2 separate regions of the Homo sapiens genome follow, and region 1 is linked to region 2. A link is a loop called in an ENCODE intact Hi-C map of the cell type or tissue named here. Cell type or tissue: lower leg skin. All regions are shown on one strand. Each heading gives the region's core, and the rest is flanking DNA. Links, peaks and the distances in the headings are about the cores only. Region 1 overlaps SLC24A3 (solute carrier family 24 member 3). Region 2 holds the start of LOC124904879 (a long non-coding RNA gene).

Region 1 (16,352 bases), core at 4,102-9,101, 130 kb after region 2:
CCCGAGGATGTCTGTTCGGGTTCTGCTAGAAGCCAAGGGCTCCCTGATGTGGGGTTTCGGTTTCACACTGTGGCACTCTGAACAATTCTTTATGGGCTGGCAAAAGGCGTTTCACACTTCAGATAGGCCCCAGGAGGATGATTTGCTTTCTTCAAGGAGAACTGAGAATTCTCAGATGATTGGAAGGTTCTGTACTCTCATTTTAGCACCTCCGATAGATTCTCCCACATGTGGCAAACACAGTCATAGCTGGAGGTCCATTGTCGGTTGTTAACAGGCAGTGAACTGTTGCTGAATCAGACAGTCCACGTATAGGGCATTTCCATCATCACAGAAAGTTCTGTTGGTCAGAGCATCTAAAGCATATTCGGCCTCTCCCCCTAGCCACCCTGTTTATCTCTTGCTTGCATTCCTCCTTGGTATTTGTGCTGCTGCCACCCCAGTTCCAGCCCCCAATGCCTAATAACATCCTGATAGATCAATAGAGTTGTGTTTTAGCAGGTCTAACATCATGTTGTATCTCTGGCCTCTCAAATGGCAGAGCTACTCCTCTGCTTGGTGCTTAAGGCCTCATCAGGGCCCTGACCGCCTGTGTCACCTTACAGTCTCCATCCTCCAGGATATGCCGAGGAGTGCATGGAGTGCACACACAGACTGCTTGCTGTTTATTGAGTAAGCTTTGTCAGTCTGTGCTAGGTCTGTTTCACAATCCACTCTCCATCTGCCCTGGTCAAACTCTTCTCCATTGTGTATCTGCTTCTTATATATCACCAGAGACAATTTCTCCCTCAGGTAAACACCTGAATACTTCAGGTTTCCCTTCCACGTGACACCCAGCATATCCTGCTTCATATGCAATTTGTCTGTCTGCATCCCCCAGCCTTGCTTCTTCCTGGAGTGCTTGTTCCTTTAGGAACAGGTGCTCTAGGCCTTCTTCTGTGTAGGCTAGCCCAGCAATACATAATTACCAAGCAATACATACTTGGTAAATTGTAAGATGCTTTTTCCAAGATACAATTTCTAAATTTCTTCTCTAAGAAGTTCTTTCCTAAACTTCCATAGGAACAAGCCAGCATACTTGCATTGACTCCACATTGGGAGACTACAGAATCGCTCCCTCAAGCAATCCTCTCTCCTTGCATCAGTCTCCTGTCTCTGTGCCTCTAGACTAACATTCAGCCACACTAGCTGAGTGTCCCCTTCTGCAGACTAGGAGGATTGGGTTGTGTATTAGACACTGTCCATGCCTAGTTCGTATCTCTTAGGCGTTACTACTTAGTATGTATTATCAGAGCCTCCCATTGCCTGAACCTGAATCTCTTTGCCTGAGGGTTCTGGGAGACTTCTCCAATCCCTAAGAGGACCACACCACCTGCCCCTCAAAGCAGACCAGAAGTTCCAGGAGAATGAAGACCCCTGAGAAAAGTCCTTGACCAAGAACTGATGAGTCAGTGTGTAAATATCCCAGTTCCCTTGCCTATTCGATGGGATGGCTCTGAGGTGCATGCTCTGTGTGGTTTTCTGGAGGCCCCCAGCAGGATGGAGCTTCAGTTGCCCACAGCAGTAACTGGCTTGATAAATTACTTTGTTGACTCCTTTGTTGGCTCCTTTATTCCCTATCCCTTTCTCCTCACATGTATCTTTGTCTTAAGCTCTACTTCTGAGGAACCCAAATTCAGATTGAATGACTCCCAAGTAATCTTCCTTTCCAACTCTCTGGCTGCTTTGGTTTTTATCATCCTTTGATTTGCTCTGGTTGGTGTTTTGCCTACACAGGTTACCACTGTGTGGCATATGTTTCTAAGCTTCAGATGAAATTATTGTTTCACTCATGTCACAAGACTAATCCTTGTAAATGGCGTGTCCAACCAGGGACCCAGCAGGGTGAGACGCAAACCTCGAGAGCACGGGCACCGTTGGAGGCCTCCAGGAGTCCTGGAGAAGACAGTGCAGAGAAGCTCTTGGCTGCAGTAGCTCTACCTTAAGCCAGGGATTACTGAGAGTTACCCACTCTGCTATTTATAAGGACTGAATTCATAGCTAGGGAGTTTATATATGAATAATGGGAAATAACTTTTTTATGTGATATTTCATTTTGTTCTGTAGTTGGTAAAAAGAGCACTTTATTAAAATAGAATTTGGTAGATGAGATCAAAGTTACCTTGAAAAATTACTTTTACAAATTTATTTCTGTCTGAGTTTGCTCCTACTTTTCTTAATTCTGACTCTCCTATTCTTTCTTTTCATTCTTCTCCTTCCTTTTCTTTCTGCCTCTCTTTTTATGATGACTTTTTGTGCTATTGCATTTAGGAAACATTAAGGTATTTTCTTTTTGAAATGCACATACACATGGTATCATTTACCAGTTTAGCTTTTGAATCTATTGGAAGATTCTAAACAAAAAGATATGTGTTGCTGTCTCTTTGCCACTACGCCTGCCAGACATCAATAGTCAATTGTAGCATCATTCTCAATCTTGAGCTCCAGGGCACCATGGTAATTGATGGGTATCAGCATAGGAGAGGAAACTGTTATGATCTAATGGAAATGATTAGATTAGGTAGACCAATGTAGGCAGATACTTGATATTCTTTTCCTTTCATTTGTCCTTTGTTAGGAGAAGGAGACTGAATGATTACTTCAGAAGAAGGGAGGTTCTTGGACAAATTCTTGAGTTCCATGGGTTGTGAGTCTGTCTTGGGTACAGACCGTGCTGTTTCTCATCCATCTTGGAGAACTCCAAGAAAGAGTAGAACCACAAGCTGGATGTTCCACTCACCTCTGTCCAGGCCCCAGTGGCAGTTTAATTCTCAATATGGACAGATAGGATGCTTACCTTTTCTCTCCTCCTGTAGACTTTATACATATTAATGCCCTGGCTTTCCCCATGGCCCAGCCTCCATTATTGACATTACCTGTCCTTAGATGCTTTGATGTTTGGCTGTCTTTTTGATGGTGGCCAATGGTCCAGGCCCAGGGCTGGCCTCCATAGGGTCTCTTGGGAGGGTGATAGAGAGGAGACAGTTCCCTATGTCAACACCTTATCTCAGTCCTCCCCAGAACCTTGGCCTTGTCACTGCTGCAGTCTGAAGTTCTCATTTTCCCTTCAGGTTGTTGGATTTCCTCATACACCCAAACGTGGGGATCATCTCCCACTCCTAAATACTTTTGCAAAGCTGAAGCTTGTTGTTGCTATTTCCTCTCTATTTCACCTTCACATCATCAGCAGACAGTATCATCGCCTGCCTGTGGGCTTAGCTGCTTTTCTCTAGGTCTGAATGTGTGATGAAACAAGAGCTCTTCCCTCTGACTTTGTGACCATCTCCCTCCCCAGCTTCTCCTTCCCTCTTGGCCTTATGTCCTGGCCTGCGAGTCAACTTGGAGAGCTTTTCCAATTTTTGCTGTGGAACCTAAGTTAAGTGATTAAGCTTCCCATGGGCCCTTGTGTGTCCAACAACAGGGTTAGTAACGTTTTCCTCTCCCAGCCTCCCCTAGGACTCCTTTCCTGGGGTATCTGTCAGCATCTTTTATCGATAGTTGGACTGGAGGTTTGGCTTTGTCAGCTCTCTTCTGAACACTCCCCAAGGCTTCATGCACTTCACCTCAGTTTCCACCAGGTGGTTAGTTTGAAGCAGGCTGAACACAGTAATATCCAGAGACTCCATGGGTTTGATCAAACACAGAATGTGTAGAAAATGCCTTCATCTGGGATGCTTTCACACTCCAGTGGTTAGAGAGCACAGCTTCAAAACAAAAAGTTAGCCTTTGTGCCATTAATGCATTGTGAAGGAAATGGTGCCCCTCAAGTTCCTGGGTGTCATAGGTGGGGCTCCTACAAGCAGAGCCTGAGGTGAGGACTCCGGAGCCTGTGTTTTATTGAGGGAGAGCTCTCAGGGGATACCGATGAAGGAGGGAGAGAAGCAGGACAGGGCAGGGGAGGGGCTGCACAGGGAGGATGAGGGGGTAGCAGGGCAGCTCAGCCTTGGCCTGAACCATTGTCGGTGGGAGGGGCGGGGAGGGGGTAGTTCTGTGGCTTAAATTACACCCAAAGTTGCCTTTCTTGAGTCAAGGGCCTTAGCATTTGTACTTAAAGTGGTCGGTCATTGAAAGCCCCCAGGGCAGAGTGGGGGTACAGCCTTCGATGAGGCCCTATCCAGGGGGCCCTATTGATGAAGGGCAGTTCTGCAGAGAGTCTCAGCTTTAGCCCTGCACTCACAGTAGCTGGCACTGCGGTACCAACCACTAAGAGAGACCTGGGCCAGCACCAACGGCAGCAACTACCCAAGCCTTCTTGGCTCACGACAAAGGAAACTAACATTATTAACGGCTGCTGTGAGTAGGTGCAGTGTGGAGAGCTTCTACACCCATCTCCTCATTTGATTATTGAAACAGCCCTTAAACACGTTATTATTTTTCCTGATTTTCAAATGAAGACTCTGAGCCTCAGGGATTCAGGAACTTCCTAAGGTCTAAACTGTAAGCAGAAGAGTTGGAATTTGAACTCAGATCCCTCTTTCTTGGTTTCTCACCCCAAAGCCCAAGTCCGCATTGAACCTTAAGGTTAAATTGCTGCCTGGACCAGAGACACTTGTTTCAACATGTGAAGTCTCAGCTGTTGGTGGGGAAGAGACATTGTGTAGGAATTTCCTGTACAATCATCTTTTAAAGTCTTTAAGGTCATCACTCAGGGCTATTTGCTTTTATTGTCATGTGTCTTGTACCAACATTTTGTCAATGATGGACCACTTATGCAATGGTGGTCCCATAAGATTATAATGGAGCTGAGAAAACCTTATCACCGAGTGACATCACAGCTGTTGTAATGTCATAGCATAATGCATTATCTTTTCTATGTTGAGATACACTTAGATACACAAAATACTTGCCATGGTGTTCCAGTTGCCTGGAGTATTCAGTGCACTGTCGTGCTATACAGGTTTGTAGCCTAGGAGCAATAGGCTATACCTCATAGCCTAGGTGTATAGTAGGCTATACTAGCTAGGTTTGTGTAAGTATGCTCTATGATGTTCGACAACCATGAAATCATCAAAAGATGCATTTTTCAGAACACGTCTTCATCATTAAGTGATGCATGACTGTATTTATACAGTTGTAAATTTAGAAGTCAAAACAAACTTCTATGTCAGCTCCCCAAACAAGCCCACAGTAGATTCAAATCACCAGTTTGGAAGGTAGGTCATCTACAGGCAGGGGGAAGCTGAAGATTTGATATGAAAGGAGAGACAGTTTAATCATAGCTATTTAAAAAAAAATAGTCTTGGGCCATTCAGTTAGAGAAAGCTGCTGCTTTACACTCTTTAGTAGGTGACAAATATGTCATCAGATTACATCCTAGAATTAACTGGAATCTGTTTGCTCATCTTTTTTCAATAGACTTATTGAGTACCTTCAGTGTGTCAGAAACTGTGCTAGAGATGCAAGAACTATTAAGACATGATCCTTGTGCATAAAGAGCTTGCATCTTAAAAGCTTGAACACAAGGAGGCTGCAGAGGAAGACAGAGCAAGCACCTCTCCTGAGCAGAGTTCTTTATCACATTAGCCAGACTAATAAAAATGCATGACCTGATACACTCATAAAAGGATGTTCAACATCATTAGTCACTGGGAAATGAAAATTAAAATTGCCATGAGATAGTACTGCACTAGAGTTGCTCAAGTTTAAAAGCTGACAATACCAAGTCTTGTCAAGGATGTGAAGACTCTGGACTCTAATATATGGTTGATGGACATGTAAGATGGTGCAGCTATCTTGGAAAACAGTTTGGAGTTTCTTATAAGACATATGAACCAGCCATTCCACCCTTAGGTATTTACCCAAGATAAATGAAAATATATGGTTACCAAAAAGATGTTCACATGAATGTTTATAGCAATTTTATTCTAATAGCTCCAAACTAGAAAAATCCAGATGTCCTCCAACTGGTAAATGAACAGTTAGAGGCACATCCATGCAATGGAAAGCTACTCAATAGTTTCAAAGAATGCACCCCTGAAACCCACAACCGCATGAACGGACCTCACAGACATCATACTATTCTTGAGCTGAAGCTGCAGTGTAAAAATAAAATTAAGTTTAAAAATAATTAGAAATAAGTAATTTGAAAACAGAAAAAAATAATTTAAAAACATGCCAAATGAAAGGAACCAGACACAAAAGAATACATGCTTTGTGATTCTAGTTGTATGAGAGTCTAGGAAATGCAAACGAGGCAATAGGAGCAGAAAGCAGCTCAGTAATGTTATGGGGGTCAGGTGCAGGGGGTTGGCCTACAGAGGAGGACAAGAAACTTCCAGGGATGGCAGAATTGTACACTTTAAGTGGCTGCAGTTTATTTTATGTAAATTATACCTCAATAAAATTCATTTTTCAAAAAGCACCTAGAAGCATGCCCAACACATAGCAAATGGTCAATAAATGGTGGACTTCATAAAAAATTTGTGTATGTGTGTGTGTGTGTGTGTGTGTGTGTGTGTGTGTATGTGTGTATGACCCAGTAAGCTCATAGAATGATGTTCAACATCATTAGTCATTAGGAAATGAAGATTAAAACTACATGAGATCATGTAGTACTAGTGCAGTAGTACTGCACTAGAGTGGCTTAAGTTTAAAAGTTGACAATACCAAGTCTTCTCAAGGATGTGTAGCAACCAGGCTCTAATATATGGTTGATAGAAATGTACGATGGTACAGCTACCTTGGAAAACAGTTTGGAATTCTCCCAATGCATGCTAGGTTCTTGCCAGCCTCTCCCCTCAGATAAGTCACTTCTCCTCCTTTGGGCAGCAGCAAGGTACAGAAACTTCAAGCTCTTCCCTGTAAGGCAAAAATGCCAACTCCAACTCACCTTCTTGGTGGCCTCTTAGCATCAGAGAAGGCTACTTCCTGACAAAAGCAATTGTGTTCTCTGTTTCATCTTGGCTTCCTTATGACCCCTTTCAGACTTATCAGGACTGTGTGCCACTCCTCAGACTGGGCTGAGTCAGGAACCCAGCCGGCTCTCCATGCCTGTCCTCCACATGGCATCAGAAGGGAGGAAGCTACATGTGGTTCCAATCACTGCATTACAGACTCAGCCTTTATGCCCTTCATTGTGTTTGGTTTGGAGGCCCCCTCGCAGACTTTATCCACTAGCTCGGTTCTTATGTTAAATTTATGTCTGGGTTCAGAACACTTCACATGATAACCACTGATTAAAATCCAAAAAATGAGACAGAAAGAAGACAGGATAAGAAGGATGACACATTCGAAAATAAGTGATCTTAATTCCTGGGCTCAACATTCTCCATCTGCTAAGATAAACAAGTGCAACTTCCTTTGCCTCCTTACATTGTGATTTGATTCTTCTCTCTGGCCTCTACCTGGAGCTGTAGGACCCCCAGGGTGTTAGCCACTGACCTGACCACTGGACCCTTGGAGAATCCCCAGCCCTTCTGGAATGTGCAGGGATTTCTAACTCCATGACATTTTGGTGAAGAATTTTATTTTCAAAAACATAGCATAAAATAGAACAACAGCAGGTATTTCCAACCTATAGTGAATAAACAACCTGGTGGTGAAGGAATGTATATGCTTCTTTATCCGCACATTAGTGGCAAGATCTGGTAGTGAGCCTAATAACTCCTGTCAGTTTGAATTGTTGATGAGCATAAATGCTATTTTGAGATGCCTGCTACATTGTAATGGGCTGTAAAATACCTGACTGCCGTTGATGATAAAGTCATGGAAATTGCTAACACTGTGTGGTGTGCTGCCTACATTCATATTAGAAGGAACTGCTACATTTGGGTTAGAAGTTATTTAAAAACATATGTATTTTGCTCAATTCACTTTAGAGACCCCCTAAATTCTACCCATAGTCACCTAGGGGGTCTATAGACCCCAAATTAAGAACCCTTGGAATTAGGACCAAACTCTGCCACCTGCCAGGTATTCTCACTGAGATGAGTGACCTGTCACCACTCCTGCCAACAGCATATGCCACCTCCTAAATTATTTTTAAAAAGTGATAAAACATTTCAGATACAAAAACATATAGGGAGTAACATAATGAATATCCATATACTCATCATTCACCTAAGACATAAACTGTTTGCAAATGTATTTTGAAATCCCCTGCAGACTTGTCACTGCACACAGTTTCAATCTGTTCCTTTCTCCCAAGGGCAACTACTAACTAGAATTGTCTTTTGGATTCCTGTATGTATCCTTATGCCTTTTCCACAAATGTATGTACCCATGAACAATGCCAAGTATCAGCTGCATGTTTTTAAACTTTGAGTGAATGAGATTGTGCTATGTGTATTCTCCTGCAATGTGCTTTTTCCTCTTGACATTATTTTTGTGAGGTTTATCTGTGTCGCTGTATGGGACCCCAGTTCACTTATTCTCAATTTGCATGGTGTCCTATAGTGTGGCTCTACCACAGGTAAGCTAGCTATTTTGTTGTTGATTGACATTTGGATTGTTTCCAGTTCTTCACATGACAGTACTCCACAGAACATTCTTGTGGGTGTCTCCTGGTGGGATGAATTTGTCTATCAGTGGAATGGCTGGGGAATAAGGTATGTGCATCCTTGGTATCTACAGGTTCTACCAAACTGTTCTCCAGCATGTTTCTTCCGATAGATTTACACTTTGACTAGCAGGGGATGCAAGTTCCTACTGCTCTACATGGTCATCAGTACTTCATATTCTCAGACTTTGCATTAATAATAATAATAATAATAATAATTCCTGCAGTCTGATGATGTGAAATGGTATTTCAATGTGGTTTTAATTTGACTTCCCTGGTTACTGGTTATAATAATATAAATTGTGCCCCCAAAGAGAGAAGGTCCTAATCCCTGGAACCTGTGAATATTGCTTTGGTAAATTATTTTGCAGGTGTGGTTCAGTTAAGGATCTTGAAATGAAGAGATTATCTTGGATTATCTGGGTGGGCCCTAAATGTGATCACAAGCATCCTTGTAAGAGAGAGGCAGTGGGAGATTAGACACACAAGAAGATATGAAGGTGGAGGCAGAGATTGGGGTGATGCAGTCACAAGCCAAGGGATGCTGGCAGCCCCCAGAAGCTGAGACAGGCAAGGAACAGATTCCTTCTTAGAGCTTCTGGAGGGGGCATGGCTCTGCTGACACCTTCGGTTTGGACTTCTGGCCTCCAGAACTGTGAGAGGCTACATTTCTGTTGTTTTAAGGGACACAGTTTGGGGTAATTTGTTCCGGAAGCCTAGGAAGCAAATTCATGGATCAAATTCAGCTTCTGTTCACAAGTCTATTGGGCATAGGGATGGCCTCTTCTGTGGATTGATTATTCATCAACATTGCCTATTTTTTCTTATTAACTGTAAGAGAACTTGCTGCATTATGGATATTAATTCTTTCTTGTTACTATGTTTTGTCCATGGCTTGTCTTTTCTGTTTTTGGTGGTGGTTTTTTTATATACAGAAGTTTTAAACTTTAATGTAGTCAGTGTGCCATTTCTTCTTCTTATTGATTTGTGTCAGGTCTTGATTGAAAAGTCCTTACTGTCCTGAAATTGGAGATACATACATATCCTGTTATTGTCCGCTAAGTATCTCCTGCTGTGTTGGGGCATGGCCAGCCCTTGCCTCTTGGGTGAGAGACCCCAGCTGGGAAGGGGCTGCCTTGCCCTTCAGATAATGGGCAAAGCCATGCAGATATCCCAGGGAACCTGCTAGAGCACACTGGACTGGGAGGGGGTGTTGGCTCTTTCAAACCTTAATTTTGCCAAATGGCCATGCTAATGATTTTGATATTGAGTTTTTGTAGATATCGACTTCTCTGTTGCTAACCTGTGCTTTTTAATCATCACTTACCATTTACCACTTTTCAGTTCAGTTACCACCACCGTAGGTCCAATGAAGGCAGATGTGCCCTCCAGCTCAGCTATATGTTGTCAGGGTTGTTTTCCCTCCTGCTCCAAGGTTGTCTTCATTTTCACATAGTTAATTATTTGCAGTGCCTAAAATTCCAGTCATGACAGTTTTGTTTAGTATTTTCCTGTCAAAAATCCAGATTGCAGGCCATGACCTGGGGTGCCTTTGGGCTGAGGCAGGTGATACATGAGCAAGGAGGTGAGTGAGTGACCTTAGGGACAGCTGCGGAGGGCAGGCCCCCGAGGTCTAAGATTGGACTCAACATCCACCCGCGCCACATCTGGGCCCTGGGCTCCTTGCTGGATGGCCTGTTATAGACCTCCACTATGGAAACTTTGGTCTCATTTTGGGAAAAAGGAGACTAGAGCCTCTAGCAGAGGAAATGACCCCTCTTGATACTTTTTGCAACCCTGACCAAGTCATTAACTGCCCTGCATCTTTCTTGAGCTTTCAAATGGGATTACAGATGAGTGTATTTTTAAGGCCCCTTCCAGCACCTAAAAAGTGTCCAGTGATACTTAAGAAATCCAAAGGTGTCCAGTTTCACAGACTTATATCTTCCTTTTAAGAAAACATGGTGTAAAGTATGCATAATGTAAAATGTACTATGTTACTCATTTTAAGGTGTACGATTTAGTAGTATTTAGTACATTCACGTTGCTGTACAACCATCACAGAACTTTTACCACCCCAAGGGATATTCTGTATCCGTTAGCAGTCGCTCCCCACTTCCCCAGTTCCCAGGCCCCCGGCAGTCACCAATCTGTGTTCCTTCTGTATGGATTAGTCTAGATTGGATATTTCATATAAATGGAATCATACAATTTATGGCTTTTTGTGTCTGGCTTATTTCACTTAGTATCATGTTTTCAGGGTTCATCCATTTTGTAGCATGTGTCAGCACTTCATTCACTTTTATAACTGAATGATAGTCCACTGTGTGCATATATCACATTTTGTTAATCCATTCATTCATTGGTGGACATTTGGGTGTTTCCACCTTATGCCTATAGTAAATAGTGCTACTGTGAACATTTGTGTACAGGTTTTGGTTTGAACACCTGAATTTACTTCTTTTAGGTATATTCCCAGGAGTGGAACTGTGGGGCAATGTAGTAATTTTATGATTGATTTGTTGAGGGACTGCCAAACTGTTTTCCATGACAGCTGCGCCATTTGTGTTTTTCTTGATGAACTGTGTCCCCAATTAAAAAAAAAGTTCTTGTTCTTTCAAATTTCCCATGTTTATGATTCCTCTGTTCCTAAAAGAATCCTTAATTTATTCCCACCCAGAGATTCCAGGAAATATTTCCTATGAATGGCCTGTGTAGCTTTTCAGTACCTTCTCTCCCCACTGAGGAGCCATACTGGGGGCTGCCCCAAAAGAGAGCTGCCAACCCGTCACCCATGTCATCTGGGTGCAGAGGGTGAGAAGCAGCCCTTCCAGGTCCCTGTGTGATGGGAGGTGGGTAAAGTCAGGGAAAATGAGCATGTCCTCAATCTGGGAAGGATGTTGATAGAGATTGAGGCACCTCCATAGATTTCTATCCTCCCAGTGACCCCTGCTTCTCAAGGGGCAAGTCCCCAGCCCCAGGTGCCTCAGCCACCCTTACAGATTGTAGGTGGTTACCCGACAGTCTACAGAGAAAAATATGTCTCTTTTAGCAGGGGTGGGTGTTCTGGCTCTGCTTTCTGACTGTTTGGAGACAGGACTGGTCCTTTGGGGATGGCTTAGTTAGGGTCCAAAATTGTTTGGGAGGTAATCCCAGGAAACACCCATAGGGAGTGTTACCACTGAGGACAGCTTGGGCTCAGTTTCGATGACTACCCTCTGGGAGACAGTGTAGAACCCTCAGTGTTGAGGCACTAATAGGTGAGGAAGGTGGGGTATTTATCCCCCAAATCTCATCCTACCTTGGTTGAGGATCACTCCTGAGGTCTGTCAGTCCAGTCTACACATGTAAAGTCTTAGCACACTCCTAGGGCCAGAGAACATCCTCAGGCAGAAAGATGCAGGAAGCCATAGGCATGAATGGAAACTGGGGAGACCTCCAACAGTGCTAACACCGTGCTAATAGCAAAGAGGTGTGTAAGAAGAATTTGACAGATATTGCCCAGAAATGATCAGTATCTATATCTTGGGTTTTGCTGATACCATCTTATGTTTGCAGTCAGACACGAATGAGAAGGTCTTAACATCTCAACATGTCAGTGAGTCAACTGATCCTGTCGATGTCTGTACAAGTCAACATGCAAAAATCTCAACAGCCACATCTTCAAATGCCTCCACATCTGGGCCTGTGAATATCTCAAAACTTTAACATGCAAATGACCCAATATCTCAACATGAGAATGTCCCTACATCTTAACATGTGGATGTCACATCAACAGCTGAATCTGTGAATGTCAACATTTCAGCATGTGAATACTTCAACATTTCAACATGGGGATGCCACCTGTGAATAATATGCCAACTTCTCAACATGAAAATGTCTCAGCATGGAAATTTTATGGCATCTGAATCTATGGATACCTCAAAGCTTCAATATGTAAATGTCTTGGTATCTTAACATGTGGATATTACAACATCTGAACCTGTGAATGTCTACACATAACAACATGCAAATGTTTTGATGTCTCAACATGTGATTGTCAACATCTCAGCAATGTCTAGACATCACAGCACATGTGACAACACCACAACTCCAAAAGGTTGAGTGAGCCATTATCTTTCTTCTCAATCCAATTCCTCAAAACCCTATTGAAGTACTAGCATGCAGAAATTTTTTTTTTTTTTTTGAGACGGAGTCTCGCTCTGTCGGCCAGGCTGGAGTGCAGTGGCACAATCTCGGCTCACTGCAAGCTCTGCCTCCAGGGTTCACGCCGTTCTCCTGCCTCAGCCTCCCGAGTAGCTGGGACTACAGGTGCCCGCCACCATGCCTGGCTAATTTTTTTGTATTTTTAGTAGAGACGGGATTTCACCGTGTTAGCCAGGATGGTCTCGATCTCCTGACCTCGTGATCCACCTGCCTTGGCCTCCCAAAGTGCTGGGATTACAGGCGTGAACCACTGCACCCGGCCAGAAATTTTAACTCTTGTAGACATTCTGTTCTTTTGCAGATCAGCACTGGCTCTCACATGTGGAAAGATATCTGCTAAAGCTTTGCAACAATCCATCAGCACTGCACTACATTTATATGGAAATGAGGCTGCTGGATATCTCAGATGCTTCCAGATCTTTGTTGGGAAAAGACCACCCTGAGACCCATCCAGTTTCCTGATAGTGGCTTTAGAATCCCTCTCACAATCCCATCCAGATAGTTGCAGATAAAATGAGGCTACAGATTAGAAACAGAACCTCTGACACTTGTAAAGAGACAGTTGACTGCAGAGGGAAGAAAAGGAAAAGCTGTAGAAAGTAGGATCCTAAGGAAGTGACAGTGGGATTGACTAGGACAAGCCCCAAGGAACTTCCTGGGACACAGCAATACTCTTTATTTTGATAGAGCTTTGGGTTACACAGGTGCATTCCTTGTCAAAACTAGATTCAGATCACTTCAGATTTGTACATTTTATTGTATGTTTTTGAATTGTATCTCAGCAGAAAAATACTGTAAACAAATATTGATATGATATGCTTGCTGAAGTATTCAGGGAAAAGTGTGTTGATGTTGGCAATATATTTTGAAATGTATTTTTTAAAAGATTGATGGGTGGGTAGTTAAATATATTTGTGAAAAAACAAGTATTTTACAATGTTGTCATAGAATCTAGGTGCTGGGTAACATTTTTTCAACTTTTATACATATCTTAAAATTTTCCTAATAAAATATTCCAAAAGAAAATCTAGGCTGGGAAAACTAACAAGTTCAGCCTTTGGGGGTTGCTCTACCCACATCACAGACTCTGAGAATGCCTCTCAGTCGTATCTCGTTTTCATGCCTGATACTCATTAATGGGCTGGGTTATTTTTAGAAATCTTAAGTTCTGGTTCATGTGTAGTAAAGACAGCAAAAATGCATGTAATTGCTTCTGGAAATTTTCCATTAAAAATAACTGCATTAGAAAAAAGTGGATTCTTAATTAGGGGTAAGCCTTAGATACTTGGAAAATCCCACTTAAGTGAAATCTCGCATTCTCTGGCAACATAGACGCAGGAGATGTTATTTTAATTAGCATTTCTAGTTAGTGGGTGATCCCATCAGCTTACCTTTATCCTGGCTTTATCATTTCCAGGGCATTTTTACATGTATCACCTCAGAGTTTTAGAGAAAGGGTTTTTGAGCTAGAGCTGCCTGAGTTTGAACTCTAGTGTGACCACCTGCTGGGTGTGTGACCGTGAAGTCACTTCTTGATTTGTTTGAGCTCAGCGCTTTTTCGTGACAAGTGGAAATGGTAATATCTAAAACACAGGCTTCTTATAGGAAATAAATAATTCAGGCAAAGCAGATTAAAGGGCCTGATCGGCCATAGGTACTTAATGAGATGGTGTTCTCGGCTTCAGTTACTTTGATGCAGTCACCATGACGTTTCTGTGAAGGAGGAGAATGAATATTGGTTTATCGTTTCCCAGACGAGATAGCCGATGTTTGGAGAATTTCAGTTACCTGCAGACCACCAACCATGTGGGTCTCCCAAAGTAGAAGGAGGACTTGAACCGACGTCTCCTGTGTCCCCTGCTGTTTCTACTTCAGCCATGCTCCCTACACCCCCGAGTCTGATGGGACAGTCACACAAACAGAATAAGGGGTACAAAGATGAACTGAGCTGGAATCTCCATGGGTCTCGGGGCAAAAATAAGGTTGCCTTATGCTTTTGGGTGTCACAGAAAGTTTTGTTGAAAATTATTAATATCCATGATTGAACAATGAAAATGTAGCTGAAATCACTCAGCAAACTTGCTGTGCCGTTTTCAAACACGGTTAAGTATTTGGGCTTCCCATGTGTCGCTGGGAAAGCTTGACTTAGGGCTACAACTGCCAAAACGTTGAAATCACAGGATAGGAACTGACAGGTGTTTTCCTGGCCTGTGAGCTCCCCAGGTGGAGATGCTCCATGTTTGCACGTCCTGCTGCTCGTCACTCCATCCCCCGAGGCCCCTCACTTCCCACCTGACAGCAAGCACTGGTGAGGAAGATTGGGGCATGGGTTGAGTGCACAAGCATGGATCAGTAGGGCAACAATGGCCTTTCGAAGGGCCGTGGGCCCTTTTGTTCCCCTTTTTTGGCCAAAGCTGTGGAGTTCCCACACACCACAAGGAAGAATAGCTGTATTACTTGCCAGACCATTCTCCCAGGACATCAAATCTGCCTCAGACCTGGTCATTGGACAGCTTTATGCAGATATCTAAGTTCTAATGAAGACTTTCCCGTCTTCTTAAGTTCATTATCCAGAATTGGCCACCAGCCTTATTTTAGAATAAAAGAAGAAAACACATATCCATTGGAAAATCATGTCAGCTGTTTGAGTGCTCTATCAATGCTGAAAGGGAGAGCCCTGGAGCCCAGCATGTGTCTGCTGGGGATGCCCATTCATGGTGCTCTATGGCAAGAGAGAGACCATGAGAGGAACAAAATACACTCACACCAACCCTGGGAGAGACGCTGTGGCCAAAGAACACACACCCTCGTGTGGCTTATTGTTTTTAGAGCATGCTAGAGAACTACAACAGACTGTTTGGAGCCTTAACAATCGCTTATTTTGTATTGGATGTTTTAAAAAAGCAAAGGATTTTTTTCTTTGTATGTTACACGTATGCCAGGAAAAATAGTTCCTGCAGAATGAAAACAACATGAGGGCCAGTTTGCAACTTGAGAGGGGCCATTGGGTCCAATTGCAAAGATGCCATTTTCTCTGAAGCAATGAGGCTGAGTGTCTGTGGGGAGACAGACTTGGTCAGGCAGGTGGGCTTGATGTCAGATGATTGGCTGTCTTTAGGGAGGGCCCAGTCAGATCTTCGGTGGGAACTGCAGATACAGTAATGACCTTGCCCCTGGCCAGCAGGAACATGGGCTCCTGAAAAACTGGTTTCCAGAACCTAATGGGAAACAGAGCTGTGCTGTCCCACAGCCTGGGGTGGTGGGTTTTATCGTTTCCAAGAGGAGATATCTGGTGTTTGGAGAAGTTCAGTTACCTGCAGATCACCAACCGTGTGGGTCTCCCAAAGTAGATGGAGGACTTGAACCCACGTTTTTGTATCCCCTGCTGCTTCCACTTCAGCCAGCCGCCCCCCTCCCCTGAGTCTGATGGGACAGTCATGAAAACAGAATGAGGGGAATGAGGGGTACAAAGATGGACTGAACTGGGATCTCCGTTGATCTCAGGGCAACCTTATTTTTGCCCTGAGACCAACAGATTCCAGTTCAGGAATAAGGTGTCCACACACGGCTCTAGGTTCCTCAAGAACAGTTAACTTTTTTTTCTTTCTTG
Region 2 (16,352 bases), core at 6,582-11,581:
ACTGAGGTTGCAGTGAGCCATCATTGTACCACTGTACCCCAGCCTGGGCAACAGAGTGAGACCCTGTCTCAAAAACAGAAAAAAAGGAAAAAAAGAAAAAAATTACACACACATGCATGTACATATACACACACATATGTACATATACCTATGTGCATGAATGTATGTATGTATTTATGTATATACTTTGAGCTACTTTCTATACTAGTTGCTATTGCTGCATAACAAGTCACCCCAAAAGTTAGTGGTGTAAAACAGCCACTTAATTTTTTTTGCTTATGGATACTTTGGGTCAGGAATTTGGATGGGGGTAATGGGGCTGGCTTGTCTCTGCTCCACTACATCTGGTACCTCAGCTGGAAAGATTGCAAAGCTGGGTGGCTTGACAGCTGCATCTGGAGTCATCTGAAGCAACACCTCTCCCATGCCTGGGGTCGATGTGGCTCTTCACTGGACCCTCAGAGCTGGGCTGCCAACCAGAACACCCACACGTGGCCTCTCCATGCGATCTCTTTATGTGGCTCACTTTGAACTCCCTGAGAGCATGACATCTGGGTCGCAAGGGCGGATATCCCAAAAGGACAAGGTGAAAGATGGCATGTTTATATCCTAGCCTCATAAGTCACAGTCACAGAATGTCATTTTCGCTATTTTCTGTTAGTCAAAGCAGCGTTAGATGTCAGCCCACGTTGAAGGAGAAGGGCATAGATACCAGCAGTCATTCAGTGGAGGAGTGTAGGGTCACATTATAAGAGCCTCTGCTGTGGGAGATACTGCTGTGTCTGCCTTTTTAAAAACCCAAGGATCTGAAGGGATCATAACTTGGTAGTGAATGTAGACATTTCCCAAGGTGGCTAAGGTGAATGCCACATATGCATACATACAAACATATATAGACAAACATACACACAGACGTATGTATGTATGCATATATTATCTTTGAAATATCTTCCATTCATGAAAATATTGCTGCTTATTTTAGCTGGTGTGGGGTCTAGAAGTGGTATTTGAAAAGGAGGTTGCAGTGGGTATTTGAACTGCAAATTTAAATTGCAGAGCTGAGAGCCCGTCTTTGCCTTTGTGGCTGCCGATTCCTCCTATGGCAAATGACCACAGCTGTTGAATCCTTCTTATGGCTCAGTGTGAGGACTGCTGGAATCTCCAGCTTTGTTTCCCTCTTCTATTTCCATGCATCCCCACTCTGGTTTTTCCTCTGCTCCTCAAAAGGTCTATGATTCTTCCGATCTCAGATTCCTGGCGCTTGCTGGTCCCACTGTCTGGACTGCTTTGTCCACCATGGCTAGTGAATTCCTCACTACCTGGCTCGAGATCTTCCTGAATAGACTGGGTCCCTCCATTTCTCTGAATACACCATATGTTCCCTTCATAGCATTTATCACAGTTGGTAATTATGTGTTTATTTGGTCATGATTTGGGTGATATCTCCTCTTCCCCAGATTCTAGGGTCCAGGAGGTCAGGGACCCTATGAACTTTCCGTACCTCTGTACCCCAGTCACTGGCCCCATAGTAGGAGCTCAGAAGATATATAAATATCTTAAATATAGAGGCAAATATAAAAGGTATTTGGTAAATAAAGACGCTCTTTTGATCGCTGAACTACAGTGCCTGTGATAAAAGTAGTCATCCTGTGTTAGGAGCCCATCAGCTGACATGGATTTTATTGTCATGATTTATTAGGTTGGCGCAAAACTAACTGCAGGTTTTGCCATTGATAATAGAATTCTGCTCTCAGTCCAGCAGATTCGATATCATTACCCATTTCTCATGGGATAGCACTGAGCTGAAGAAAGGTGGAGTGCAGTGCCTAGTGTCTGTTAAGTGGAGGGATTTGAACCCAAGTCCACCTACATCAGGGCTGCATGCTGCTGCGTTTTCCAGCCTCTGTGGAGGAGGACATGAATAGAAGACGGGGAATCACCCTGCCTTTTTCAGTTAACTGAGGAGTAAGGAGTAACAGAAGGTTGGTTTCATAGAAGCAGTATTTTAGAAACACATTGCTTTTCAACCTTTTCTATTTTTTGCATAAACATATATAGATATGTCTCTTTCCTCTTGGCTTTTCTTAGCTTCTCATCAACCCAGATTTTTCTCAAAGATTTCCTCCACTTGCAAGCCTCAAATCCTTGTGGGAAGCTTTTTTTTTTTTTCTTCACCCTGGAGGGTTGGTGAAGCTAAAAGAATTGCAAAACTAGATATTTGCTGAAAATTCCAAGGCCTGGTGGAAGATGGCTGATAGGACAAAATTTTGGCAATTTTCTTTTTCTGTATGGAGGTTTCTTTTCCTTGAGTGAAAGAACTTTTTGGAGGAATAATAGTACACAGACTTTCATAATGGGGAAACTGAGGTATGGGGTGGTTAGAAAATGTTCCCAAAGTTGCAAAGCAAATGGGTTATGCTGCCAGGAAGGTAATTTGGATTTTTTTTTTCTGGTCCATTTTTGCCTTCTTTTTCTATAGAGCTTGTTTGGCAATTATTTATATTTATTGTTTGCAATGGTTTCACAAATGGGATTATCCTGTAGCATTTGAGAATGTGAAGTATTAAGGACCCAAATGGAAGAAGGTTTTGTATGAACCAAGTGGTGATGGGCTTCAGGTTTCCTAGGATTCCCCCTGCTGTTCTCTTCCTGTTCCACTTCCAACCTGGAGAGGCAATGCTCCTTGCTGTTGCTAGTCCCGGACGGCCCACACTATCCCTTATTGGTTTCCCAGCCCTACTCTTACCCTTGTAGGCTGTTCCTTCATGAAGCTCTCTCAGTGGGATCCCTTGAGGGAGTTCCTGCCCGGACCCCAGTTGCGTAAGACACGGGGACCTTCACCCATTTGTTCATTCAACAAATGGCAGGCTCTTTGCTAGTTGCTAGGGTGGCAGCGTTGTCTTCGAGGGACACCGTGATGTTCATCCTCGTGGTGCTCAAGCTTGAGTGAGAAGAGAGGTGCTGAACAAGTAATTTTCATGAATTATGAGAGATCGGGATGAGAAATACAGCATGGCATGGAGGAGGCTGTGGTGGTCAGGAAAAGCTGGAACCTGAATAATAAAGGGAATAAGATTGAGGAAGAATGGAGGATACAAAGGCAAATGTAGAAAAATAGGCAAAAGATGCAGACAGGCAATTTACAAGAAAACAATTGCAGATGGCCAACAGACACAAATAACAAACTTAATCTCAGTTTTAACATGAAAATCAAATTAAAAATAATGAAATACCATTTCTCAATATCAGGTTGGTAGATTAAAGTAAATTAAAACATGGGCTCACATCAAGGGTTTGTACAGATTCTGGAGACACAGCTGTTCTGGTTCACTTCAGAGGAGGTTGTCAGATGGCACTCCAGACACTGCGGGGGACCATCATCAGGGGACCTGGTTATAGGAATAGACCCCAAATGAAGCCTTGGCCATTTAATGCAATTGACATGTAGAAAGGGAGGTGGGTGGATTAGAATGGCTATATGTAGATATTTGAGACTTGGGTAGAAACTCATCTTAGCTGGACCCATCCATGGACCATGGAGCATGTTGGTCATGACCTTTTCATGTTTAGTTGCTTAGGTGGGAGCTCCAGGAAACAAGGAAAGACCTGTGTCATTCCTGGAACTGTCTGAACCAATAAACATCACTTATTTAAATCATGAAATCTAGTAATCGTTTTTGGCTTGTCAATAGTGATTTATTTTTAGGAGAGAGTGAACAAATAAAGTCAGCTCATCTGTGACCTAATTTAGGGACTTTCACATTTGCAACTTTTACATTTGGAATATTTGCAACAAATATTTCTCTTCCTTTCTCCTTTGCATTTCTGCATTGTTTGATCTCAGCAAAAGTCATTTTCACTTTAGTCAGCCAGTCTGCCATGGAATTGAACCCACAGAGGACAGAGAAAGGAGCAGGTTTCTTGATTAGGACCTTGACAATAGAACAAAAGGGGTGGGATAAGGGATTGGTGACCTCAGGAAGTCGATAATGCCATGTTTAAGACAGAACATGAAACATTTATTTTTGAAGATTTGGACTTTTAGAGCATCTAGGTGGAATATAGAGCTGACATTTGAAAGTCAAGGTGATAAGCATTTGTGGCTGCAGATAAAGATGTTGGAATGGTATGCATGAGGGTAAACATTACATCTATGGTTAGCTCCGTGCTTCTCAGTCTTGTCTGCACATTGTAATCACTTTGGGAACTTTAATAATTACTCATATGTGAGTCCCACCTCCCAGAAATTCTATTGTCATGCTCCCAGTTGTGGCCTGGGCATTGGGATTTTATAAAAAAGTAATACAGTTGGTGCCAGTGTATCTCAGCAGCCAGAGCTAAGAACCAAAGGGTTAAAGGTTATTCTTTACCTTATCACAAGCACATTTTGCTGTTCGTCATTGAGGTACGAAATACACTGTACTTAAATTTCCTGTCCTGGATGTGAATATATGTGTTTTTCTGCTTCATTTTCTAAGCCTTCACCACTAATTTAAACTTAAACTTCTCTCCAGTTGCCTAGATTTCCTTTTCTTTTTAGAGACAGGATCTTGCTGTTGCCTAGGCTGGAGTGTAGTAGCATGAACATAGCTCACTGCAGCCTCAAACTCCTAGGCTCAAGCAATCCTCCTGCCTCAGCCTCCTGAGTTGCTGGGATTACAGGTGCGAGCCCTCACACCTGGCTCTTCCATCTCCTCTCAATATGTGCAGGGACACTAAGTATTCCAGCACGTCTTCTTTGGAGGAAGTCTTTACCAGATTCCTCTGGCCTGCTCTGATCTAGACAGGTCACTTGTAAAGTCTGCTGCCAGCTGTCATCTTCCCATTGCCCTTCAGCTTCATCCTGCATATTTCTTTTAACTTTCCCTTGGGATGAAAGCCCTGCTCCCTGGAACCCAGGTATGCGTCTTTCTTAGCTTATTCCTGAAATTTCAGTGTACATTTTTGAGGGTCACAGCCTCCAGGTGCCTCCTACAATAGGGAGTGTGGAAAGTAAAGATTCAAGACTGTATGTGCTTTAAAATATATTCCTTCTACCTCTACACTTAGAAGATAGTTAGACTGGGTCAAGAATTTAGGTTGAAACTCATTTGCCTTGGAATTCTGAAGGCATTGCTTGAATGTCTTCTAGCTTCCATTGTTGCCTCTGAGAAATCTGCTGCTGTCTTGGTTAATCATTTTCGAAGCCTGTATCCACCCCCCGCCTCACCCCAAGAGCATGTCTATTCTTTGCTTTGCTCCTAATGGTCTATTTTTTCCTAATCTTCAATCACGTCACAATTATATGACTGGCGTGGGTCTGTTTTCATTCATTTTCTTGGATCTTTCACCAGGTTCTCTTAAACTGGAAGCTTGTCTTCTTTAGGTCTGGAAACTTCCCTTTTATAATATTCTCCATCCTAAGTACTCCCTTTTCTCTTTCTGGATTGTCTATTATTTGGGTGTTTGACTTCCTGGATTGACCTTCTAATTTTCTTATCTCTTCTCTCCAATTTCTCTCATCCTTTTGCTCTAATTTCTATAGATTTTTTTTAACCATGTCTTCCAACTCTTATACTGAGTGTTTAATTTCTGCTGTCATATTTTTAATTTCCAAGAGCTCTTCTTCCTGTGGAAGCTATTTTTAGTAGCATCCTGTTCCGCTTCAGTGGTACAATATCATCTCCCATATCCCTAAGTAGATTCGTAGTAGTATTGAGGTTTTCTTTTCCCCATATGGACTCTTTTTTCAAGTTGCTGTTGTTCCTTTGTTTTGTCTTGTTTTTCATATTATACATGCTTTCTTCAGATGTCAGGGGATCTTTGGCAACTACTTATATTTAGGTGGTGCTGTGGAAAAGATGACTGGAAATTGTGCAAAGGAGGGTCTTGTTGATTGTATCTCTGTTATGCTATCTAACTGGGCTATTTTATTGGGCAATGCTTCATATCTCAAGTTTTAGATCTCTGTCAGGGGGTGGTCAGTTTTCCCAGAGAAAGATCACTCAGCATCCTGTCTTGAGGGAAAAGACCTAGTTACTTCTGAGAATCCGATAGGAGAGGAATCTGGGAATGGGGAAGGTTTTTTCAACAGAAACACTCCCCTAGACTCAAGATATATTCAGCCCTCACAACTGTGAGTAAGGAAGCACTAAATAATTTATTTAGATATATAGCAGGACCATCCCAAATTATTTAATCCTTCCTTCCTTCCTTCCTTCCCTCCCTCCCTCCTTCTTCCTTCCCTCCTCCCCTTCCCCTCCCTCCCTTCCTTCCTTCCTTCCTTCCTTCCTTCCTTCGTTCCTTCCTTCCTTCCTTCTTTCCTTCCCTTTTAACTACTGTACACATGAATCTGGTAAGAGCTACTGCCTCCTGGTAGAACTAATGGTCAGAAGTAAAGAGAAGGCTTAATCTTCCCCATACCCCTTTTTTTAATTGAAAAATTTTTTAGAGAATTTCAGATTCACACACAGTCATAAGAAGTAATACAGAGGGCCAGGCACAGTGGCTCATGCCTGTAATCCCAGCACTTTGGGAGGCCGAGGTGGGCGGATCATCTGAGGTCAGGAGTTCGAGATCAGCCTGTCCAACCTGGTGAAACCCTGTCTCTACTAAAAATACAAAATTAACTGGGTGAAGTGGCGCATGCCTGTAATCCCAGCTACTCAGGAGGCTGAAGCAGGAGAATCATTTGAACCCAGGATGTGGAGGTTGCAGTGAGCTGAGATTGCACCATTGCACTCCAGCCTGGGCAACAAGAGCCAAGCTCTGTCTCGGGGTGGTGCGGTGGGGGAGAAGTAATACAGAGACATCTCTTACACATTTTCCCATTTCCTTTACATTTTGCAAAACTATAGTATAATATCATAACCAGGGTAATAACATTGATACAATCCACGAACTTTATTCAGATTTTTCCAGTGTTATTTGTATGGTAGTCCCTCAGTATCCATGGAGGATATGTTTCAAGACCTCCCAGTGAATGCCCGAAACCATGGATAGTACTGAATGCTACATACACTGTGTTTTTTCCTATACCTATATAACCATGATAAAGTTTAATTTAGAAATTAGGCACAGTAAGAGATTAACAATAACTAACAATAAAATAGAACAATCGTAATATACTCTAAGAAAGGTTATGAGAATGTGGTCGCTCCTTCTCTCTCAAAATATCTTCTTGTACTGTGCTCACCCTTCTGGTGATGATGTGAGATGATACAGGGCCTACGTAAGGAGATGAAGTCAGGTGCATGACGTAGGCCTGTGACATAGCGTTAGGCTACTGTTCACCTTGAACCCAGGCACTGCCACACCATGACAGTCGATCTGATAACCGAGCTGGCTACTGAGTGACTAAGTGACTGCAGAATGGATCAGCTGGACAAAGGGATGATTTATGTCCCAGGCGGGACAGAGCATGACAACTTGAGATTTTATCACATTACTCAGAATAGTGGCAATTTAGAACTTAGGTATTGCTTACTTCTGGGTTTTTCCATTTAATATTTTTGGACTATGGTCGACTGCAGGTAACTGAAACAGCAGAAAGTGAAACTGAGGATAAATGAGGACTACTGTACCCATGTGGTGTGAGTGTGTGAGTGTGTGTGTGTGTGTGTGTGTGTGTGAGAGTATTGAGTTACACACAGTTTTATCACCTGTGTAGGTTTGTGTATTCATTATCACATTCAAGATACTGTACAGATCCAACACCACAAGGATCCCTTATGCTGCACACCCATGTGTCTTTTAGTACAAAAGGAGTAGTCCAGTAATTTATGTCACCTATTCCCAAAAAAGTCAATTAAAAAGTATAACGTCAAGAATTAAGGAAATTCTACCCCCAATAATTTTGCACTCTACACAAAGGATTTCTTGCAATTTGGGGCAGGTCAGTCTACATTAGTAAAATTGAACCATGAAGGGTTTTCTCCATGGATGCACTTTTATTACTGTCAGGTATGGTAACCTGAACTACGTGCTGGATAAAGGCCATGCATGGCTTGTTAACAATTTCTTTGATAATGATTTTTTTTCTGTCATTTGCACAATATTTCTGAATGAATGCTCCATGAAAATAGCTTATTTGAGTAGTTTGTTCATTCAAGCAGCTTAGCCATGGCCCTTGCAATATTACTTTCACCATTATCTGTTTCCTAGAGTATCAGAGATGGAGAAACTCTTGGGGACCATTGAATCTTAACATCCTGTTTTACTTTTGAGGAAACTAATGTCAAAGGAAATTGGAATTGGGGCTGGAACCCAGGCTTTCTGATTCTTTGCTTAGTAAATTCTTTAAAAAATGCCAGAAAGTTAAGGTTATAAAAATATTTAATGCAAATTAACTCTTGGTAAAATTTTTTCAAATTCTGAAATTCTTCTGAAATGCTGGAATCTTTCTGGGAATTTTTTGGCATTTAGTGTAGTTAGTACATGGGAAAAATTAGGAATTTTCAGGGTGAGCCACTTCTTGTGACAAAAAAGAGATTTGTTTAATCAGAAACACTGGCTGTTGGAATGCTCCTAGGTTGCTTTAGAAGAGAGTTTGCATTGTTGGTTCACCACCTTCTACCTGGGTTGTAACCTCATATAACCATTAGGATGATTGACCGTTTTGAAAATGAGTGGCCATTAATTCATTTTGTTAGGGGTCTTTGAGCTTACGAGTTTTCAACTTTTTTCATCCTTCTTGTTGGAATTCTGGGTTGTGATTTGAAGATACTTCCAAAGAAATAAAATATTCCTAGGACCTTAAGAACCCAGGCTTTGTAAACGTGATATGAAGGACCTCTTGAATGGCATTCCACAGTTTGGTTGTTTGAAATCACAGGTGTTTGTTGGGCCATGTGCAGGAAGAAAGTCATTGTACCTACTTTAAGTAAATCTGGGCATGAGAACAGGTCAATTCCGGTATTTTCCAAGCATTGTGGAATATTTCTTCCCTTACATATGTTAAATTGATATCATACTACATATAATGTTTTAGATCCTGCTTTTAAAATAAAAAACCCCTAAACTTGACAGGGTGCAGAACAATATATCACCCCAAAAACCCCCCTCAAGCTACCCCTTTATATTCATACCCTTCTTCCATCTCTGAACCCTGATGTGTTTTCTGTTACTATAGTTTTGTCTTTTTGAGAACGTCATAGATGGAGTTCTATAGTTTATAATCTTTTGAAACAGGCTTTTTTCACTCAGTACAATGCTTCTCAGCTTCATCTAAGTTGTTTTGCACATCAGTAGTTCATTCCTTTTTATGGCTGAGTAGTATTCCACTATACAGATGTACAATAGTTTGTCTGTCCATTTAATGTTGAAGAACATTTGAGTTGTTTTTAGTTTTGTTAATTTATGAACAGAGTTGCTAAAAACACTCAGATCCAGGGTTTGTAATTCCTTTTTCTTGACTTATTACAGTGGCTAAGACTTTTAGTACAATATTGAGTTTGAATGGACATCCTTGTCTTGTGTCCCTGATATTAGGGGGAAAACGTTTAGTCCTTCCCTGTTAAGTATGCTATTTGCTGTAGGTTTTTCATAGATTGCCTTTATCAAATTGAGTAATTTCCTTTTTCGCCTTAGTTTTCTGAGAGTTTTTATCAAGGGTGGATATTGGTTTATCAGATGTTTTTCATGTATCAATTGATATGCTGAGGTGGTTTTAATTCTTTAGACAGTTAATATGGTGGATTGCATGGATTGATTTTCAAATACGGAATCAGCCTTGCATACCCTGTATAAGACCCACTTGATCATGGTGTGTTTTTCATTTTGTATTTCCTGGATTTGATTGATCATATTCGGTTGAGGGCTTTTGTGTCTAGGATCACACAAGATACGGACCTGTAATTTTCTTCATTTGGTACTATCACTGTCTGGTTTTGCTACCAGGGTAATACTGGCACCATAAAATGATTTAGGAGATGCTTCCTCACAGTTTCTGGAAGAAACTATGTACAATTGGTGGGTCATGCTTTTTAACTTATCATGGGCATCCCTCCATGGAATTAATCTTAAAAACTAGTTTTAATGTCTGCTTAATAGTAATAATAATCACAGTATTTTTCTTCATGTTACAGCATGTAATGTTTATTGGGCATTTAGTGTGGCCGAGGACTGTTCTAAGTGCTTTACTTGTACTGACTCCTTTAATCTCCACAATAACTCTATAGAGTAGATACCATTATTATCTCCAATTTACATGCGAAGAAAAATAAGACAAACAGTTTAAATAACTTGCTCAAGGTCACAAAGTTTCTATGTGGTCAAGTAGAATTTGAATCCAGGCAGTCTGATTCCACATCCTGTGGTCTTAACTATTACATCGTATCCTTTGATTATGTCATAACTTATTTATTCAGGGTTCCATTTGAGATCCATATTTTGAGATTTTCCATGCCTTCACTTTGATGACTGTTCTTGTCAGAAGTCTTTGACAATCTCTGCCGGTTTCTTTAGGTTGGATTTCTAAAGGTGGTATTTCAGCATCAAAAGGCATGCCCATCGTAAAGGCTCACACGTACTATCATGTAACTTTCCAGGAATTGGAACAAATTTGAAATCCCAACAGCAGTGTTTGAGAGAGCTCAATTCGATGTTCTGTTGCCTGAATTATTTTTATATATTTTTAATTCAATTTGATTGTAGAAAGATGGTGTCCCGTTGGTTTAGTTTGCCTTCCTTCTTTACCGAGCAGGTTCAACGTTTTACACGTTTGTTGAACTTTTATATTTATTTTCTTGTGAGAAGGGTTTGCTCATATCCAGTCTTCATTTTCTTCTAATGAGTTAATAGTGTTTTTTCTTAATGTTTTGTAAGAGCTTTTATATATTTTGTTTTACTTTGCCGTATTTCAAAAGTCTTGTTCATTCTTTTTTTTTTTTGGCATAGAGGATTCTCATGACATCTGGCCCACGCCGTATCTCTTTCCCTTTATTTTTTCATCCGCCTATTCTTAGATTCAGGCTCTTAGTCAACGTATTTATTCACCATTTGTATGGTTTACTTTTTAAAAAATTTAACTCTTTACTTCATTTGGAATTTATTTTAGCATAAGATTAAAATTTAATTTAAACAGATTAACATATTTAATAGTTAATTCCAGAATTGTTTATTGACTACTGTTTCCTCTACCTCCACATTTGTGGTATCACCTTTATTCCATGCCTATTCTCTTATGTACCAGAGGCAAATATTTTATGATATTTATTTTGTTATATTTACTCATTAATTAATTGTAACTTATTAGCATGTTAATTATCTGGTAGGTCAAGACACCTTTCCTGTTTTTTGAAAAAACTATTTATTTATTGTTATCACTCATTTATCTTTCCAGATGAATTTATAATCCTTTACATTTTCTCCAAATCCTTCTAGGTTTTGATAAATCTATAAATAATTTATGGAAAAATGGCATTTTATAATGTTGATTCTTTTTGTTCATAGTGTGTTTCTTCATTTGATAAAGGCTTTTAAAAAATTTGTCAAGATTCATGATTATTTCTCTATTTCTTCCTTACATTTACTGGTGAAGGTTACTCTGGTATTTATTATTTGTTGTTGCTCTTGTTTCATCCCTTAATAGTCTTTTAAAATATTGCTTCTTTATATTTTATTCTTAAAAATGTGAAATTATACAATACTGAAAATAAACTTATTCTATGAATCAATATCTTTAGGTTCATTCTGTAGCTGAGGAGTTTTTTTACTGTTGGAAGACTATGTGCTGTCCATTGGGGTATGGATCCCCTTGGCTATTAGTGACACTGGTTACTTTTCATTATGCTGTGGAAGTTTCCTTTCATTTGTGGTTTTCTATATTAGAAAAAAATCAGGGCCGGGCGCGGTGGCTCACGCCTGTAATCCCAGCACTTTCGGAGGCTGAGGTGGGCGGATCACGAGGTCAGGAGATCAAGACCATCCTGGCTAACACTGTGAAACCTTGTCTCTACTAAAAATACAAAAAATTAGCCGGGCGTGGGCGTGGTGGTGGGCGCCTGTAGTCTCAGCTACTCGGGAGACTGAGGCAGGAAAATGGCGTGAACCCAGGAGGCGGAGCTTGCAGTGAGCTGAGATCACGCCACTGCACTCCAGCCTGGGTGACAGAGCTAGACTCCGTCTCAAAAAAAAAAAAATTAGCCATGGATGTTGAATGTGATCAAATGCCTTATTAACACTTATTAAAGTGTTTAATATAACAATATATATAGAAAAAAATATCCTTACTAAAGCACTTCTGAAAGTGAATCTTACAAAGGCATGACATATATTTTTAATATGATGCTGGATTTTATTTATTTGCATTTTCTATGAAATTTTTGCCTATATATTTATGAAAGAAATAGACATATAGCTCCTTTGCCAGGTTTTGGTGTCAGGATCACACTAACTTTACAAATGAATTGATAATTTCTATGTTCCTCTATGTTCTGGAATATTTTATGAAGCATGGAAATTATTTGTATATTGAAAATTTGACAAAAGCACTTATAGTGCTGCCTGCCTTACAGTCTTCTATGAAGATAATTTTGAACAAACTTTAATTTCTTTCATTGATACTTTTCTGTGTGGGTAATTTATGTTTTCCTAGAGAAGTGTTAATTTCATTAATATTTTAGAAATGAACAAAATTATGAAGTACTTTTTTTGTTTTAATTTGTTCTGTAATTGAGATCATATAAACTTTTCTCAGTACTAACGTATATGTTTATTTTTTTCATTGATAAAATCTGACTGTATTTGGTGTATTTTATCAATTTGTGAAAATTTGTATCTTGTATTTCTTCATTAATTTTTCTCTTTTCCCTTTTCCCTGAGTCAGTAAAGCTTTAATATTTATTCAAAATCTCCTCTTAATTCCTGTGTTTATTTTCAAATATCTTGAATGAAATGCTTTATTTCCTTTTTATTATTTCTTGCTTTATAATGCATTTGATGTTTAGTGTAGCTTTAGACTCAAACTATAAGTTTTGAAATGTCATGCAGTCATTATTGGTACTTTTCAAATAGTCTTGTAATTATAGTTTTTATTTTTTCTGCAATTAATTATTTGAGAGACTGAATTTTAACTTCTAAGTTGTTGGAGTGTGTGTGTGTATATATATATATGTATATATACCAAGTTCTAATTTTATTTCGTTTTGCCTGGAGAATATGACCTTTAATTGTGGCTTCTTGTTGGTTTTGGTTGTTTCCCTTGGAACATGAACTGTTTGTAATTTGGATAGTTATTTGGCTGTGTCTTCATCTTTTTGTCTTTTCCTCTTCATTCTGTAAGAGCCTATGTTTTTTTCCCCTTGGTAATTTGATTTTCAGCACTATTGGGTCTGCTGTCTGCTGCCTCTTATTCCCATTTATGTTTTGTGTTTGCATTTCTGGTTTTTTAACCATTTTATGTCTTGTCATCTCCATCTTAGCTGACTCCCCTTGTAATCTTAGCCTTTTCCATTTAGTGATTTTTCTTTCATATATCCTATGTTTATTTGATATTGAGATTAAAAAAAATGGATTCCAAAATTTACATCTTCTTCCCATAATAGATTTTTTTTTTTTTTAGAAGAATAGTGTTTTACTTCAGATGTTGCAGAGAATTTTCAAAATTGTCTTGAGTTATCAACCTTGAAAGAGAAGGTCCAGGCCGGGGGTGTGCCTGTGAACAGACCCTCCTGTCCCTTCAGCGCCCTCACCACTCTCACCTGGTCACAATTGTCAGGTTACTGTGAGCATCGCTTATGCTGAAGGGGTGGTTGTTGTGCATGGTCCCTGGCCAACCTTCCAGTGTTGATGTTGACTTTTCTAGGGTGACTCAGCTTGCCTGAGAGGGGATCTCCTGCTCCTTCTACCTTGTAGTTAGAATACTGAGGTGGAACCTTATTCATTATAATTTTGATCAGTGATAGTTCTTCCTAGTTCTTATATCTAGAGACAGTGTGTGAAAATCTGCCACCCTGGTTTGATCCCTCCTGTGGCTCTTTCCATCGCACCTCTTTTCTATTAATCTCCAGAAGGCTCCATACCACCCTCCTTTTGCTTCTTTGCCTAGTTGAGTTGCATTTCCGGGAACTGGGGTCTCTGAATGGATGGGTATAGAAAGACATATTGATGGGGGGGAATGGATGGGTATAGAAAGACATATTGATGGGGGGGGTGCCCTTTACAACAGTTCCTTTCAGCAACAAATGCCTCATGTTTCTGAGATGGGATTCACACCTGGGGACCCATGTGCCCTTCCACAGTCCGCATGTCACAATCCCTTCTTGTGTGTTAGGCATTCATCCACACTCAGCTTCTTTTATGCATCTCTGTATTTCCTTCAGTGGGAATGACCCATTGAAGGGTCATTGGGTCCTAATGCTAGGCTAATGACCATGCATCCCAGAATGCCTGTTCAGATTTTAGCTTGAAATTTTTAGTTTGTTACAAAGAAAAAGAAATTGGGATTTGGGAACAACTAAAGCTATCCGATATTAACTACTCTGTCTTAGTATTTTTTAGGCTTACACCTGTTTCTATGGTTTACCCCACGTAATTATCTCTGCAGAACCATGGATTAGGTATTATTATCCTCATTTAAATTAAAGTAACTTTCCCAAGGTAAAAAACAGGTAGACAGGGCAGTTTTGAACTTATACTTTCTGTGAAAACACTCTTACACTATTTTCCCCATGCCAAACATCTCTGAAGAAAGACATTTCTGGATATTTCTGCCAGGAAGTTAGACAAGGAGCTACCCCAGTGTGGTTTGCAGAATAGTGCTCCCGAAGATGTTTACGTCCGAATCCTTGAAATCTGTGGGTTTGTTATGTTACGTGGCAAGGAGGAGTTCAAGTTGCTGATGGAATTCAGGTTGCAAGTTAGCTGACCTTGGAATAGTGAGATGATCCTGGATTATCAGGGTGGGCTCCGTGCAATCACATGGTTCTTGTAAAACAGGGAGGCAGGAGAGTCAGCCAGAGAAGGTGATGTGCCAACAGAAGCCGAGGTCAGAATGATGTCATTACTGGCTTGAAGATGGAAGAGGCCGTGAGCCAAGGAATGGGGGGTGCCTCCAGGAGCTGGACAAGGCAAGGCTGCAGATTCTTCCCAAGAGCTTCCAGTAGGAATGCAGTCCTGCTGACACATTAAATTTAGCCCAGCAAGACTTCTGTAGGATTCTGACTTCCAGAACTGTATGGGGCTGTTGAAAGCCAGTAAGTTTGTGGTAATTTATTACAGCAGCAATAGGAAACGCACGCACCCAGTGTATCGAATATTGGCCATGGTCTAACTCTCTGCAGAGCAGGAACAGGAAGTCCTGGAGTGATTGGCTGTGTGTGCACACCCACCACATGGAAATTTACATTAACATGTAACATGTTATCACTTGATTATATATTTATTAGCTCATTTTATTGTTGTCACCCTCCCCTAGCTAGAATGTCAGCTCCCTAAGAGCAGAAACTTGGTTTGGTGCATTCATGGCTGTATGCCCAGTGCCTCATGTGGAGGAGAGGCTAAAGTATTTATTGGATGATTAATTTTTTTCCCAGGTGACATTGTACCAACTAAATGGAAGCTAACTTTTATCTTGTGGTGGAATACTGTAGATTATATAAGTAATAATAGAAATAGAAGAAATTGAGTTAAAATTATCTACCCTTGACAATCAAAATATTTATTTTCAGTGTTCAGTGTTTGGTCATATGTGTAAATATTATTCATGTAGGTAGTAAATATTTCCATTTAAGGATCAAACATGCAACATGTGACATTCTATTTATTTTGTGATGATCAGCTCTCTTTATTTTATGAATATTTTTATGAATAAAATAAGAGAGATGGTTATCACAAAATAAATGCAATGTTGTATGTTGTATTTTTGACTTTTAAATAGAATGTTTCATGTTGCACTTTTGTGACAACATATTTGAAATAAAGGTCACTGAATTTTTTAATAATTATCTCAGTCTGGTTGGCATTCTGTTGACTGTATAGGTCATACTTATTTATTGTTGGTTATTTAAAATATTATAGTTTATTTGAGATATTTGAATACTGTTAACTGAACACCTTTGTGCATGAGTCTGCTGTCAATCATGTTAGCTCTCCAGGCATCACCGTAGTAGTCCAGTAGCCTGCACTAGCTGGGAAAGCCACTGACGAGGACTCTGGAGTTAGAGAGCTTTTGCATATTGATAGAGAACTCTGTTGGCTAAGCTATCTGCCTTTAGGCTTGTTGCATGCTTTTATAATTTTTGTCTAAATCTATTTAGAGGGAATTCTCACCTGGCATCAGGTGTCCTCACCTTGCCTCTTCAACGTCAGCTTGTGCTTCTTCTATGGAAACTCATTCCTCATCAGAAATGCCCAGAACCTCTATGACAAGTGTA

Evidence for each region. Peaks named below come from ENCODE experiments on the same cell type or tissue, not always from the same donor. Only the 100,000 strongest peaks of a DNase experiment are listed, where the experiment ranks them.
Region 1: a loop joins it to region 2, with 2.9 times the contacts of the local background. A loop is called at or near these places in 3 of 110 quality-filtered maps.

What each region holds. Positions count from the first base shown.
Region 1 is chr20:19,348,123-19,364,474 of GRCh38, forward strand. All of the region lies in intron 2 of SLC24A3 (solute carrier family 24 member 3), which reads left to right. Among named protein-coding and RNA genes, the nearest start is that of SLC24A3-AS1, 72 kb to the left of the region's middle. In lower leg skin, for the core only: no CTCF peak of the experiment used is centred there; no DNase peak of the experiment used is centred there.
Region 2 is chr20:19,216,539-19,232,890 of GRCh38, forward strand. All of the region lies in intron 1 of SLC24A3 (solute carrier family 24 member 3), which reads left to right. It overlaps LOC124904879 (a long non-coding RNA gene), which reads left to right and starts at 6,705. Exons shown (of 2, transcript XR_007067552.1): 1 at 6,705-10,458. In lower leg skin, for the core only: no CTCF peak of the experiment used is centred there; no DNase peak of the experiment used is centred there; H3K4me3 peaks cover 200 bases.